2 separate regions of the Mus musculus genome follow, and region 1 is linked to region 2. Evidence: chromatin loops called from intact Hi-C (ENCODE). Cell type or tissue: left cerebral cortex. All regions are shown on one strand.

The links. A loop is a pair of places that touch in the nucleus more often than their neighbours do. Peaks named below come from ENCODE experiments on the same cell type or tissue, not always from the same donor. Only the 100,000 strongest peaks of a DNase experiment are listed, where the experiment ranks them.
Region 1: a loop joins it to region 2, with 2.2 times the contacts of the local background. A loop is called at or near these places in 7 of 42 quality-filtered maps.

The regions. Positions count from the first base shown.
Region 1 is chr5:95,894,549-95,902,548 of GRCm38, forward strand. No RefSeq gene overlaps it. Among named protein-coding and RNA genes, the nearest start is that of Gm25937, 31 kb to the left of the region's middle. In left cerebral cortex, no CTCF peak of the experiment used is centred here; DNase peaks (open chromatin) are centred at 3,603, 5,081 and 5,393.
Region 2 is chr5:96,031,571-96,039,570 of GRCm38, forward strand. No RefSeq gene overlaps it. Among named protein-coding and RNA genes, the nearest start is that of Cxcl13, 79 kb to the left of the region's middle. In left cerebral cortex, a CTCF peak has its summit at 4,922 (motif pointing left); DNase peaks (open chromatin) are centred at 3,092, 4,898 and 6,426.

The sequences.
Region 1 (8,000 bases), 140 kb before region 2:
GTACATGAAATAAATATAGTTCTTGGAATTTAAGAATGGAAGGACTGATAAGACTCACTGAAATGAGCTACATTTGAACAAAGAAAGCATAGCCTATTCAGTATGTTGGGTATTTGTGAGGTAAGGGGAAGAGAAAAACAGCCATCTGTCTACATCCTCAGTACCACTGACTTAGTAGAAAATAAAATGACAGACTCAAATATATTAGTCAGTAGTTTCAGGGAAAGTGCAGGGTTCACATGGCCTCCTCAACACTTTGTATGTATATGCATATTTGTGTGTATGTGGGTCTGCATGTGTGTGTGCATTTGTAAAAGAGGACAACCTTATGTGTTGTTCCTCAGGTCTCCACCACCTTTTTTTTAAAGACAGGGTCTTTTGTCGGCAATTTCCAGAGAACCACTTGTCTCTGCCTCCTCTGTGTTAGAATTAAAAGTATTAAAAGTAAAAGATACAATTTGCAAAACACAAGAAAATCAAGAAGAATGAAGACCAAAGTGTGGATACTTCATTCTTCCTTAGACTAGGGAACAAAACACCTATGGAAGGAGTTACAGAGACAAAGTTTGGAGCTAAGACAAAAGGATGGGCCATCCAGAGACTACCCCACCTGGGGATCCATCCCATAATCAGCCACCAAACCCAGACACTATTGCATATGCCAGTAAGATTTTGCTAAAAGGACCCTGATATAGCTGTCTCGTATGAGGCTATGCCAGTGCTTGGCAAATACAGAAGTGGATGCTCACAGTCACCTATAGGATAGAACACAGGGCACCCAATGGAGGAGCTAGAGAAAGTACCCAAGGAGCTGAATGGGGTCTGCAACCCATAGGTGGAACAACTATATGAACTAACCAGTACCCCCAGAGTTCGTGTCTCAAGATGCATATGTAGCAGAAGATGGCCTAGTCGACCATCATTGAGAAGAGAGGCCCCTTGGTCTTGCAAACTTTATATGCCCCAGTACAGGGGAATGCCAGGGTCAAGAAGTTGGAGTGGGTGGGTAGGGGAGCAGGGAGGGGGAGGGGAGAGTATGGGGAATTTTCGGGATAGCATTTGAAATGTAAATTAAAAAATATCTAATTAAAAAGTATTATGAAACTTTTCTTTTCTCTTTTAAATATAAGTTCCAAGTATCAGACCCAGGTCCTTATGCTTATAAGGCAAGCCACTTTTTGACTAAGCTCTCCCCCTTGCCCTTCCTTGACATTTTGAAAGATCTTTCCATCTAGAAGCCAGGATAGCTACACAGGGGGCAAAGGTAAGTTACAGAGAATGAGATACCTGAAGAACAATGTTTTAGAGGCTTTAGGGTTAAGCCACTACAAGATCAGTACTTGTGTGATTCTGAAGATATGCCTCCCCTAAATTTTGTATTGTGGAGGTCTTCATTTGTCTCAGCCCAGCCTATAGCACTATAGCCAGGTAAAGACTGGGTACAGAAGTTAATATTAGAGGCATAGAACTTCAGAAAAAACTAGGTTCCTAGTTATGTTAAGAATCTTGCACAAGTAGCTCTGGATCTACTATGGAAGAAAGTCTTTGAGAATTGGAGTGAGAATATCTGATGAGATAGACTTAAGAATTTTGAATTCCCTGATATCCAAAGTGCTTGTAGTTTATAGAAGTTAGTTCAAACCTCTGTTGGAATTCATGATGGAATTCTTCTTACCTTGAAAAGTTTGATGAAGCCTTCAATGAGACACATGTCTTATAAAACACTTGCCACTTAAGGCTCTGCCCTTACCTAATTCTCTATCCACCAAATGCATAGCTAGGGCCAAATATCAGCAGAAGCATCTTGAGGAAGTCCCAGGCCTGTTATGGTGGGCAAAGAGTCATAGAACCTGCATAAGATGCAGACAAATGGCAGGAAAGAATACTGGGGGTGGCATAGAGAACAGTCAGCCATGGTTGCAGAAACACAAGCCTGAGTTATGGACATTTGTTGAAATGATGCCATTCATTCTTGACCTTGGATTGCAAGCCTGGATGGAACCCTGAGTGAATGGGCTGTGAGAGTTTTTGGAAGCTCAAACATGATGATGAAATGAAGTAGAAATGCCAGAGCTACTTAAAGGATACTGAGAAAGGAATGTTGCTGAAGTGATCTAGTGTAAGATCTGAAGGGTATACATAAGACCAACATGCTATACATATTGGTCACATTGCTCAGCAGAACCTAATGAGATACTATTTTTTGCCATTGTCCTAATAAATATGCTAGTTAAGGTACATTAGCATTGCCAGTAAGCTATCCACTATGAACTGTAACAGACAGTAGACACTGTAATACAATTGAACTTTCTGGCAGCAATGGGGATAATGAGATCCCAGAAGAGATCAAGAATCATTGGAACAAAATGTGCATAGTGAAGAAAATGGACAGACTGGTCAGAAGGCTGCCAGGGATGCCTGACCCCATAGTAACCTTTGAAGAGGAATCATGAAACATGATGTCCCCAAGAGCAAGATGAGACCACCCTAGGGATGCTCCTTAATATAATTTAAATTTATTTGTATAGATACTTTTGTCTGCATGTATGTCTGTGCAGCATGTATGAGCCTGATGCCTGCAGAGGCCATAAGATAGCATCAGATGCCCCTGGAATTGGAATTATAGAAGGTTTTGAGCTGGCCATGTGGATGAAATACATTGAACTTGGATCCTCTGGAAGAGTAGCCAGTGCTTTTAATACTGCTCTCTCAAGCTCTGTGAATATGCCTTAATATAAACAATCAATCAAAGGTCATCAACAAGGCATGAGGAAAACCTGGCATCATCTGTGCTCATAGAAAGCTGAAACCTTTTGCTATCCTCTTCATAGTTTATCTCTGGGGTCATTTTTATCCTGAGCCTGAGTTGGGTTGGTCACCCAAATTAATAGCCTTTTTCTCAAGGCTAAACAGCAGTTTCTTTATATTAGAGCCATACATGTATGCCCAGATGAGTCATCTCAGGTGTAGCTGGCTCACATCTGCCAACTGTTGGAGCCTTCCCCAGCTTGCCTAGCTGCTCCCAAGTTCTTTCATAGTCTTCCAAAATCATTGAAACCAATTCCAATTCTTCAATAGATTAGAAGGATATTGACTTATTTGAGGTTTTCCATGTGTCTTTGGGGAGGTATAGACAAAATAGGATGAGATTGTTGGCTACACAGTGTGAATACAGTCTGCAGTATTTAGATAGAAATTTTACCAAGGTTCCTTGGCTTTCCATCTGGCTCTTGTGGCATCTGACTTCTGGAGTTTAACTAGCATAGTTTTTGATCAGGATGTAGTCCCCTTGATTGGGAAAGAGGTAGCAATGATTGAGGCAGAAATGTGTACAATCAGCAGTTAATAGACTGTCGCCTGAGAAGACTTGGATAGTCCAAAATTTAGGGTCATTCCCCGTGTTTTTCTTACCAGAAAGTGAGTGGAACTTCCTTATAACCACACCTCTAATAGTCCCATTCCTGCTGGCAGGCAGAAGGCCTGCAGGACCTGATTCAGCACATTTGTGTTCAGGAACAGATTGAGAGGATCCTTATGAAATCAGGACTAGAGGGGACTTCCAAATGCCTTGAAGTTGCTTGGTCTCCTAAGCTAATTATACCACCCTACCAAGCATATAAAAGAGGAACTAAGTTCATGCAAAAAGAGTGTGATTCCCCTCTGGCTCATGGTGGATTTCTTCACCCTTTATTCTGAACATATCCTTTCTTCCTTGGTTCTTCTTTTGTCTTAACCCTGTTGGCCCTTTCCCTATTTTAAAAATAATCAATGAAAATAGTTAGGTTGTCCATCAACCATCCTGATATATACACTGTCTACGACTCCTGTTTGGCCTACTGGCTAAAAAAAAGTCAAAGAAGTGATTCCTAATATTTTCTTATACTCATGGATCTGTGCCTAGCCCAGACATCATCAGAGAGGCTTCCTCTGTCAGCAGACAGGAGCAGATGCAGAGCCCTATAGCCAAACATTAGGTGCAGCTCAGGAAAGCCCACAGAAGAGAGGAAGGAAGAATTATAGAAGCCAGAGGTGCTAAAAACACCACAAGAACATGGGCCACAGAATCAACTAAGCAGGGCGCGTAAGGCTCACTGAGACTGAAACCTCATTCATGGAGCATGCATGGGTCTGAGCTAGGTCCTTTCCATGCATGCTATGGTTGTTTAGCTTGGGAGTTTTGTGGGATTTCTAGAAGTAGCAGTAGCAGTGGAGGTGTCTCTGACCTTTTCCCTGCTCTTGGCACTCTTTTCCTCCCATTGGGTTGTCTCACCCATCCTTAATATGAGGGTTTATGCCTCATCTTATTGTATATTGTTATGGCATGTTCAGTTGATATCCCTGGGAAGCCTGTTCTTCTCTGAAGGGAAATGAAGGAGCAGTGGTTCTGGGGGAGAGGGGAGGTGGAGAAGGGACTAGACTGTGTGGATAGAGGGGAAACTGTAGTTATAGTGTGTTGCATAAGAGAAGAATAAATACAGAGGGGACAAAAGGAATGAGTTTTCTCAGTTACCCAGCTGGAATTTCAAACTGAGCAATAGTTTATTATAAAACCAGGGTTCTGTCTACTGTTTCATGCTAGATGTCTGGATGGTCAGAATGTTTACCTTTATAAAAAGTTTGTTAAAAGAGAGCTATGATATTTACTAAAATATAATTTCAAATTTATGAAAGCTGTTGGTTGATCATTTCCCAAGCTGCATTTTTTGCATTTTGTAGATTTTATGATTTCTGTGGTAACACTCACACAGAAGAGATAGAGGACCCTGTGCTAGAAGACTGTACTGGAGGACCCTGTGCTGGAGGAATTGTCACCATCTCTGTTGAGACTAATATGGTTCTTCCCTTCCACGCATCCATCCTCTGTCCAAACACCATCTTGACATGTGTAAAAATCTTCTAGATATTGGACTTGACTTTCAATGCTTTTTACTTTCCATGGTAACCATGTGACAGGATAAAATGTGAATCTCAGTAGAAGACAAGGCTAGACTGAGATCCTGCTGCTGGGCTTGGCAATCACCCAAGATCCCTGCTGCCCAGAGCTGTGTCGCCACTCTCTAGCAACCTCCAAGGTGCTCAGTGCTGTGTGCAGTGTTACCCATCAGACACCTTTGCTGGCTTCATATCGGGGATGTCTTCATACCACATGGCAGAATTTTTCTCTTAAAATATCCCTTTTCCCCCAGTTTTAGCAACAAGCTTCTGAAAGCTGAATTCATATCACAAAGCTACTTCCCACAACATTTTCACAAAGTACTACCATTTTCTGATACAGAAAAGACTCTACCTGACCTGAAGAGGAACAATCAGATATTCTCCAAGGACAAAGCCTTGTCAAGCACACTGGTGGACAGGATGAAATAGGACATGTAGATCTAAGTGTGTGGTGGCTGTGTTCTCTCAATAGTCTGGGAGAGCAGAGGCTAATGGTCTGAATGTACAGAAACAGATGGGAAGGTTCTGGAAGTTTACCAGCATCTAGTTCTTGTCACTTTTTGAAGCTCACCAGCTTTAACATTCCTCCTCTTTTCTAAAGAGAAGAGGAAAGAAAGGAAGGAGGTAGGGAGGGAAGGGAGGGAGGGAGAGAGGGGGAGGAAGGAAGGAAGGAAGGAAGGAAGGAAGGAAGGAAGGAAGGAAGGAAGGAAGGAAGGAAGGAAGGAAGGAAGGAAGGAATTTTACTTGGAGTTATTCTGCTTGACACTTGTGAGTCATAACTCATGGATCTGGTTAAGTTTAAGGCATAATCTTCCTCTTCATCTTTGATTTCCCATTCTCTTGGATTCCTGTCATCTTGCCAACATCTGGAATTGAAATCTTACATGAAACTGATTTTTGCCCATTTGTCCACCCCAGTCTCCTTCCTGCCCTGCTTGCTTCCCCACCCTTTAGGACACAGCTTTGTCTAGAAATATTGCTCTGGTCACTGTTTCTACTACCAGAGCAACTCCTTTTCTCTAAGTAAAGTTTCCTGTGTATTCCATAACAAAACAAACCTTGTCTGAATTTTCTTCCTTTGCTTGATCCAGAATGTGCTAATTTCTTGATTGCTCACTTGAGCAGAACCTGTCCATTCTTCCAGGAGCCCTCATGATTTGGAGTGAAGCTGAGGAAGTAGCCAGTGCCAGGGTTTTTCCATATTGGCTGGCAGGCCATATACCTTCACCATTTTGAAATGTTTTCTTAGGTGCTTGTTACTCATGCCATCATTGCTATAATTTTAAAACTACATCCACTCCAAGTTTAGTGGCACAGACCTTTATTCCCAGCACTCAGGAGGCAGAAGCAGGCAGATCTCTGAGTTCAAAGTCAGCCTGGTCTATAGAGTGAGTTTGAGGACAGTCGGGGCTACCCTGAGAAACCCTGTCTCAGAAAATAAATAAGTAGATAGGTAGATAGGTAGATAGGTAGATAGATAGATAGATAGATAGATAGATAGATAGATAGATAGATAGAAAGATAGATAGATAGGTAGATCTCCTCCCCAAAACTCCTAAATATATTGAGGACTGGGGACCCTAATTTGGTCATGACCTTTGACTCCAGTCATCCAAAGCATGCTCAGCATCTCTCTGTCCTGTCTCCTATTCTGTTTGGGGGTTTTGTTTACTTTCTTTTCCCTGTGGCTTTCACTTGCACATTTGTGCTAAAATTCTCATTCATCTTTGAGGTAAATACTCTTCTCCCTTACTGTTTCATAGTAGAAGCCAGTCATGTCAAATAAGCATTGTCCCTACGTCTCTGCAAGCTAGCTTAAGGTAGCTAAGAAGATAAAAAAGAAAAATATATACCTTAGCTGGTATAAAGAGGGCAATGAAGAGTCCCTACTCTGTCTTCCCCACTACTGGGCGTCCTCATGTGAGGAAGTGGTTCTCCAAACTCCTGAGATTCTCCTTTAGCCCTGCTTGATATCAAGATGTCTGAGAATGACAGAGGGATAGACAGTGTTCAGCCACTAGACACCACTGCAGCCACCACCTCTGAGTTCTTGTTTCTTGAGGAAGGTACACCCTAAATGTAAATATCCTGATGCTTGGAACTGGAAACAACTTGACACATAACACTATCAATATAACAACAACCTCAATTAGAAATTAAGGGTGGCGAGGAGGGGGGGGGGGTGCGGGGAATGTGAGCTCTTGAGTTTGCTGTAGTGAGAAAGCAACTGTGAAACTAACAGTCCATTGCCATACTGGATGGAGGTGAGCTTGGCTGCTGAGTTCTGTGTGACAGGGTTGTTAGCTGGTGTTACATCCTCAAAGCCTATTTCCATGCAAGAATGTGGTAGAGGCTCAATAAAACAGAAGAAAGAATGGCAAGGAGTATGAGCTCAGCTCTTGAGTGTCTAAATGGCAGAGGAGAGTGCAAAAACTTTAGAAGGGTCATCAATTTTATGATTTATTTGCAAAGTGAATTGTATAGTTATAATTAATTAAGAAATTAGATCTCTGGGTTGTTCTTTTGTTTTTGCTTCTTTATGGAAAGCAGGTATCTGTAAGTTGCTATCAGTTTATGTGTGTATGAGAGAGAGAGAGAGAGAGAGAGAGAGAGAGAGAGAGAAATAGTTAGATAGACAGAAACTCAGAATAATATCCTTAGTAACCAATTTCTACTGGATGAATGTCAATTTTCTAGATGTGATAAAAAATTTCTATTAGCAATTAGCATATATCATGAAGTTATTTTACATACATATTGCAAGCATTAGCATTTCCAGTAAAACTTTGAATTAAATGAAAACATCACATATTTGTGATAACTTCTATAAAACAGAAAGCTAAATCAAATTAATCCCCTATAGGGTTGGAATTCAATAGTTTAGCCAAATTACATACCAATGGTTTCAGCATTAGAGACATCTGGCTGCTGTCATTGTTTAATGCTATTTGACTTCATTATACTAATGTGGTTAGATAATTCTTATTTTCTTTTGTTTACTTATCATTCATAGCAAACACTGAAATACCACTCTATCTTAGTCTTAGGAAGAAAAATTGCTAGAG
Region 2 (8,000 bases):
CCATAGTCCTAACCCTGATCGATGGGTGGTGAGTCATATCTGTCTTCTGTGGTTATCTGGAAAGAGACATTCCCTATCCAGCATGACATGACCCCACACTGTCTCTTCTCACCTCTCCTCCTACTTTTCTTTTATTCTTTCTTTCTTTTTTTTAGACTTTATTTTTAAAATTACATGTCTCAAGTCTCAGACAGTACCTGTAGGAGGGAATGGGCATATGAATACATCGCTGGTTAGCTCAACCAGCCCAGTGTCAGAGAGCACACCCCACTCTGGAAGAGGTCTGAAGCCTACAGACATGGTCATCACCACCTGTTTGTTCACTGCACCTTCTTTTGTGGGCTTCAGGAAGAATGAAACAAGCCAACCCCAACTCTACAATGAAAAGAGGGCAGAGGTGTTTCAAGCTGCTGCCTACACTAACTCTGTCAGCTAATGAAGCCAAGGCCCCAGAGCCTGAAAGATACCTGAGGGACTGGAAAGGTGACTCAGCACTTAAAAAGCAGTACTGCTCCAGCAGGGGATCTAAGTTCAGCCTCCAGGGCTGACACTGGGCAACAGACAACTGATGAAACTTTAGCTCCAGGGCACCTGATGCCTTCTTGCTGAAGGTACCTGTATTCATATGCACATTCCTTCTGACAGGTACACACTGAGATGTGTAATTTAAAAAAAAAAAAAGTTTAAAAAAAAGGAGAGAACGAATTTTTAAAAAAGATGACTGCCACTGGCAGGCCTCCAGAAAGGAAGTATGGAAAAGACAGGTGAAGTATACAGGTGTACAGGAGCAGAGCCTGTGCAATCTAGAAAGAGTGTGCAGCTTGTAATGTCTATTAAACCTGAACTCATGACTACCCTATGTGTCACCACCTGCATTCCTGGGCATAAAACACACACACACACACACACACACACACACACACACACACACACACACACACACATTGATGCACAGTAAACATCTCCATGATGGCCCAAAGCTGGAAAGCAATAGTAGAAACACAGTGGACTGACTTAATCAATTATGGTATCTTTAAGAGAGAAGACCCTGCTTCATGCAGCATGGCTGAATTTCACAGATGTATTATCAGTTGAAAGGAGCCAAAAGTCATAATACTTGATCCTATGTAACGGAAGCTGAAAACCGTACTGCTGAAAATTGGCAACTAGGGTCAACAGCATAGCACTGACTGCTGTGGGGGAGGTGCGTTGCAAGTGGAGCAGATGGGATGCAAACACTCTTCTGCTCTTGGGCCCAGGTGATTCATTGAACTTTGGTGTGTTATCTCTACATCTTCCATAAGGTTGATGATTTATATTCTAATAAAATGTTTACTAAAAATAAAAATATTAGGTGTTCCTAACACCAAACAGTGAATAGCTGTTATAGAGACTCTGTGCCCAAAGAAAGCAATTTTATATAAACCAATATTCATGTTAGTACTGACCCATTAGCCAGGGAGGTGTAGCTTACAGAGCGAACTGCCAAGTTATGTTGTCGCTTTCCTTTCACACATCCAGAAAGCTCATTTTATTAATTTTATAGTTTTCCATTTTCATTTAACAAAGTGTGAATTTTTGAGCATGTATTTTATATTAAAGTTAGCATATAAAGTAATGGGTTTCATTATAACATTTATGTGACTATATTGTGACTTCTTTTTCCTGATTCCTTTCCCAGAAAGTTTCTCTTTTTTTTCTGTTGTTTTTGTTTCTGTTTGTTTGTTTGTCTGTTTTTTATTTCAGTGTGGGGTTACACATGCATATGGTTGCCCAAGGAAGTCTGAAGAAAGCATCAGATCCCCTGCGTCTGTAGTTACAAGCATTTGTGAACTGTGCAAGGTGTGTGCTAAGAACCAAGAGCCAGTAGTGTCAAAGAGCAATGAGTGAGGGCTCTGAAATATTAAGCCATGAGCCATCTCTTCAGCCCAAAACAGACCTTTCTTCTTTAAATTTGTTATCATTGTGTGTGTGTGTGTGTGTGTGTGTGTGTGTGTGTATGTGTATGATATGCACATGTGTGTGGTGTGCATGAGTGTGTGCATATGTGTGATATTCATGTGTGTGATATGCATGTGTGTGTGATATGCATATGTGTGTGATATGCACTGTGTGGTATACATGTGTGTGTGTGTGTGTGTGTGTGTGTGTATGTGTGTGTGTGTGCGTGTGTGTGTGTGTGTGTGTGATGAGCATATGTGTACTTTCTCAGCAAGTTTATTATTGGTATATAGAAAAGCTTCTAGATTTTGTATATTGACTTTGTGTTCTGCTACTTTTCTGAACATATGCATCAGGTTTGAGAGTTTTCTGTAAGTACAGGATCATGTTGCCTGAAAATGTGAGTTCTTTGACTTCTTCCTCCCTCACCCCATGTCTTTTCTTTTATGCCCTAGATGTACCTCTAAGTATAATACTCAGTGAGAGCAAGAAGCCTATATCATTTCTGACTTTAGAGGACATTCTTTCATTACTTCCCCCCACTAAGTCGTTTAATATAACGTTGGCTATTGTTTGTCATGCATACCTCATCTTAGTTGAGATATGTTCCTATTTTTCCCCTAGAGCTTTTATTTTGAAAAGATGCTGAATTTTGTCAAAAGCCTCTGTTGAGATGACCATCTGATTTCTGTCCTTAAGTCTATTTATGTATCAAATTACATTTATTGCTGGAAGCAAGAGTTGTCATGCATTAGCCCCGTTAACAGAAGAATGTCCCAATGTGCTAAATGATAACAACTGTGTATGAAAGTTTTCAGATGTTTCAAAGAGAAAGCTAGGGTAAGTCCAATAATAGCTCATTGTGTTCATCTGCAGGGAATCAAGGTTGGAAGTTCATGCTGACAAAAGCAAGACAGCTCTCATTATTGTGAATCCTATTGAAATTCAGTTTAATTCCCACACTGGGGATAAATTTACTTGGCTTTTGTAGCTATACCATTTTCTCTTTGTTTAATGTATATAATCCTGTAATGTTTGTTTAAAATAGATCTTACTAAATTTGTAGTAGCACACCAAGCACAATGTTCGTTGTGGTATTTTTGCTTCCCACATAGACACATAGATCATTATATTTTGTCTTGCCTCCTCCACTGCCACCCCTACAAACGGAACTACTTTGGAGAACTGCCAAGAAAATAAAACAAACATTACTTAACAAATAAAGCCACTTAGACCTATATATAATTTTTATGATGTTAGCTACTATTACTCAAAAAATCTCACGCCTTGATTAGGTGAATTAAATTAGAAACTGTGCAAGTAGTAGCAGTTAATAGGCACAGTAGGGGTGAACAAGCTATCTTACCGGCATTTATGGCATTTATTTTCCCAGAAGAGTATGGAATTATGCTAGAATTTGATAAAATTGCATACACTGCTGCTTGTCACAAATGTATTCTGATGAGTTGAAAGTACTTTGCAGTAGGAAATGTCAACAGAATGAATGCTTGTTTTGGTCTCAAGCTTACTCTTTAAGGATTTTATTTTTAATTGTATGTGTACAATCACTACAAGTATATATGTGCACCATGTATGTATAATGCCCATGAAGGCCAAAGAGAGCATGGGATCCCACTGGGTTCACTGGAGTGAGCCATCCTATGGATGCTGGGAACTGAACCCAGGTCCTCTGAAAGAACAACCAATGCTCTTAACCATTGAGCCATTTTTCTAGTCCCCCTTGAACATGTTCATGTAATCTCGGGTGGATAATTTTATTTTGGGTTTCAAGTCTTCTACCTGCTGAGAACCAGTCAACATAAGCTTAGATGACAGCAAGATCTTAGAGACCTTAAAAATGGTCACTGAGCTCAGCAACTGTGAATGGCTATGCACCAGAGTTCTTGGGAGCACTGTAACTGGGAAGGGTGTGTGAAATTGGTTACTTTTTCTAATCTATAGAGCCTGAAACTGGGGATGAAGGAGGGTAAGTAGATCTGGGATTTGAACTCACTTTCTGATGACTAAGCTCACATGTGGTCTTATTAAGACCCAAGGACTTCTGCTAGGCTAGTTTTTTCCCTCTCAACCTTTTGTTTAACTTTCATTCATTTATCAGACACATAATGTCAGAAAACCTCAGTGTGGTGTGTGTGTGTGTGTGTGTGTGTGCGTGTGTGTGTGTGTGTGTGTCTTCGCCACTAGAAGCACTCCTAAGGAACTTTATGTGTCTCTCCTTCATCTTGGATCCTTCAGAATAGTCATTCTCTAATAACTAGAAGACCTGGCTGCTAGCAGGCTGGCAACTTGGAGATTCTTATTAGCTCCACCCTGCTTGCAGAAGAGGGGCACCAGGTGCCTTAGACCAGGTTACCCCTGCTGGTCCCTATACTACATTCCTTTGAAGAAGTCAGCAGGGACCAGATCTCAGGAAGCAAAGAAAGGGCCAGTGGCTGACGGGAGCCCTGGGTTCAGGCTGGAGAAGCATAGCATGGTCCCCGAGAGGGTATCCATCCACCCAAGCATGCTGAGTAAAATATATCCTGGGACTCAAAAGATTCTGAAAGTAAAAAAGGATGCTATTAATGGCCACTCGAGGGCTATAGGACGATGCTAGAGTTGTCTCAGGCAAGGTGAGGCTCCACAAGGCAAAGGCGAGCAGACTTCAGAGCTGGCCTCCCAGGCCAGGGACTTCCATTCAGATTCTCAGTGAGGTTCTATGTTCTATTAACACCAAAAGCCTCCCTGACAGAGCTGGCAAAGAAAGACTGCTACAATGGGAGATTCACACACAGCTGCTGCCCAGAGCAAGACACAGCTGCTCCCAGTTGATCCCACGGTTTGCCCCTTACTGTCCTCTTTACCTTCCATAACACTGAGTTCCTATCCCCTTCCTTGCTCACGTATTTCTAAAACTCCTATCTGTAAGGACATGACTTGTTTCCAGGAAACCTTGGGTAGAAGAACGGGGTGATGTTGCCCTCTGCTGTTGCCTAGAAAGCAATGAGCACTCACAGGGCTTGTAAGGGCAAGGGTAAGGACAGAAGCGCAGAGAATCTAGCATGCGGGTGGGCTCAATGTCTTCTGATTTAACCCTTAGAGTTTCTCGAGAGCACACTCTTAAATGCCTCACTTTTATAGATATGTACTCAGAGAGAGAGGCTGGATAGGTCATTTATGGTCATATAACAAGGAAGCGGGTAGAATTTCTAACCTAAATCCTTTTTGTGTTTTCATTTATCGTGCATTTGGGTGGAGGGAAGGAGTTGGTATTGAAATCAGCTCTCCTTCCACTACGTATATGGTTCCCAGGGATTAGCCCGGGTCATCAGGCTTGGCAGCAGGCATCTTTACTTGATGAACCCTCTTGTCTGCTCCAAATTAAAATCTACCCAGTTGTCAAAAGCCCATGGCCTCTTTTTTTTTTTGTATTCTGTAAGCTTGTGTAAGTTTTCAAATATTCAAAACATATTTATTCGACACAAATTTAAGCCAGAAATTGAACATGAGGGTAGATTTATTTATTCAGGAGACCTCAGCACATTTTATGTGGTGTGTATGCACCAGGAGGGGACAGGTAGACCTTGGTTCATGTGTTTACGTGATTTCTTTTATCAGTAATGACCTCAGACACCCTTCACAAACTTTTCCTAAATCGTTTGTAAAAACCCGTCTTCTTCACTGATCCCTGTCTTGCTTTTCAATCTTCTTGACAGCTTCTTTAGGACAGTTTTCTTGGTTATCTTGAATTACAATCATAGGTTCATTTGTCCGATTCCTGTCCATCTCCTTGTACAGTAGACTACCTGAGCTCAGGCTGTCGTTCTAGCGTTTCAACCTTCCAGAGGAGCTCTTCCCACAGGGCTCTGCCCTTGAGGCACATGAAGAAATTGAACTATGACAGACACCAGCGGTTTCCTTCCTGGAATCTGAAGGCTGGGGACAGAGCTCCGGCACAGAGGGCTTGCCTAGAATTCATGAGGCTCTGGCTTTGACTGCTAGCACTGAGAAAGTAATAGGCAAGAGGGGGCTACAGGGCTATACTAACCATAGACAAACAAGGCTTTTGGATCAGGATGGCTAGAAGGCGTTGTCATTTCAGGAAGTTCGCCTTTTTCAACTGAATCCTTATACAGTGTGAACTATCCGTGTTAAGAGCTCTCCAATTCATAGCCACACAATGCTCAAAGCATGAGACAGCAAACCACGTTTCTGGGAAGCAGAGAGGTATAGTCTCTCTGGGGCCGGCATTCTCCACTTTCAGAGGTACGTCTGTCTCTTTCACTTCCCCTTTCCATGTTTGGCAGGCTCTGTTGAACCCTAGTTCCATCATCCATCCATGCGACTGCACTCTTCAGTAGACCCTTCCTGCCGTCTAAATGCTTTTTCTAAATGGCTTTTACTGAGACTCTGGAATGCAGTCTGTTTTAGGGAAATGTGTCTAACCTCCTCACCTCTAATTCTGTTCCAACTCAGCTGTCTTCCCACAGGCCATGTATTACCCTGTTTAGGCAACTCTAAATTCCTGGCATGCTCAGTTAGCAGCAGCATTCAACGCCACACCATCTGTCAGGAGTTTAAGCCCTGGCTCACAGGACGGTCGTGGAGAAAGCAGATTAGAAACTAAAGTTTGCATGTGTATCCATGCTAGCAAGGTCAATTTTAATATCAGAATGCAAACATAGAGCACATTATTTTCACTCACAACAGGAAAACACAAGAATCAATTTAAATATCAATGAATTAAAAACCAACCAGTATTAAAGCCCAATGAAATGTTTTACAAGACTTCATATAATCCTATAGTTTTGGAACGTATTATCAACCCAGAGATGTATTAATGCCCTTCAGGAAAGGAACAGCCTATCTTTCTACACATGTATTTAAAACCATGGATCTAGTTGGATTTGGTTAATGTGTGTCTCTCTGTGTGTGTGTGGTGTGTGTGAATGCTTGTGTGTGTGGTGTGTGTGTGCATGCTTGTATGTGTGTGTGTGTGTGTGTGTGTATATATCTCCGTTCTTTTTTTTTTTTTTTTTGAGGATGTGTTTTTTTTTAAAGTTTTTTTTTATTAGGTATTTTCTTCATTTACATTTCCAATGCTATCCCAAAAGTCCCCTCATACTCCCCCCCCCACACACACACACACTCCCACTTCTTGGCCCTGGCGTTCGTTCCCCTGTACTGAGGCATATAAAGTTTGCAAGACCAAGGGACCTCTCTTTCCAGTGATGGCCGACTAGGCCATCTTATGATACATATGCAGCTAGAAACACGAGCTCTGGGGGGGGGGCGCTACTGGTTAGTTCATATTGTTGTTCCACCTATAGGGTTGCAGACCCCTTTAGCTCCTTGGGTTCTTTCTCTAGCTCCTCCAATGGGGGCCCTGTGATCCACCCAATAGCTGACTGTGAGCATCCACGTCTGTGTTTGCCAGGCACCAGCATAGCCTCACAAGAGACAGCTGTATCAGCGTCCTTTCAGCAAAATCTTGCTAGTGTATGCAATGGTGTCAGCGTTTAGAGGCTGATTATGGGATGGATCCCCGGGTATGGCAGTCTCTAGATGGTCCATCCTTTCATTTCCGCTCCAAACTTTGTCTCTGTAACTCCTTCCATGGGTGTTTTGTTCCCAATTCTTATCTTTCCCTCTCCCCCCTTTTTTTCCCAGACCCTCCTCTTGGTACCTCTCAGGGTCACAAAGAGGAGAGTTGAGGAACAGAACAGAGCTGATGATCCTACCCTCATCTCTGTTGGTCAAGAGTTTTCTAAGGGAAAGAAAAGACACAAAAGACACAGGACTCTGGTGGTCTGTGAAGACTTGATTCCCCAGAGAATAACAGCTGCGATACTATAGTTCTGAAAATGTTGTATAGCGGTTGCATAATTCTGAAAAATGGATAAAAATCTTGTGGTTACTTTTAATACCCATGATTCAAGGCTCTCTCCAGTCTTTGACACATATGCTGAAAGGATTTCTTATTCCTCTCTTTGGCATTTGTTTTCAGGATGTGGCAAACGTCACCGAGTGACCACATGACCCAGCATTTGTTCCTACAG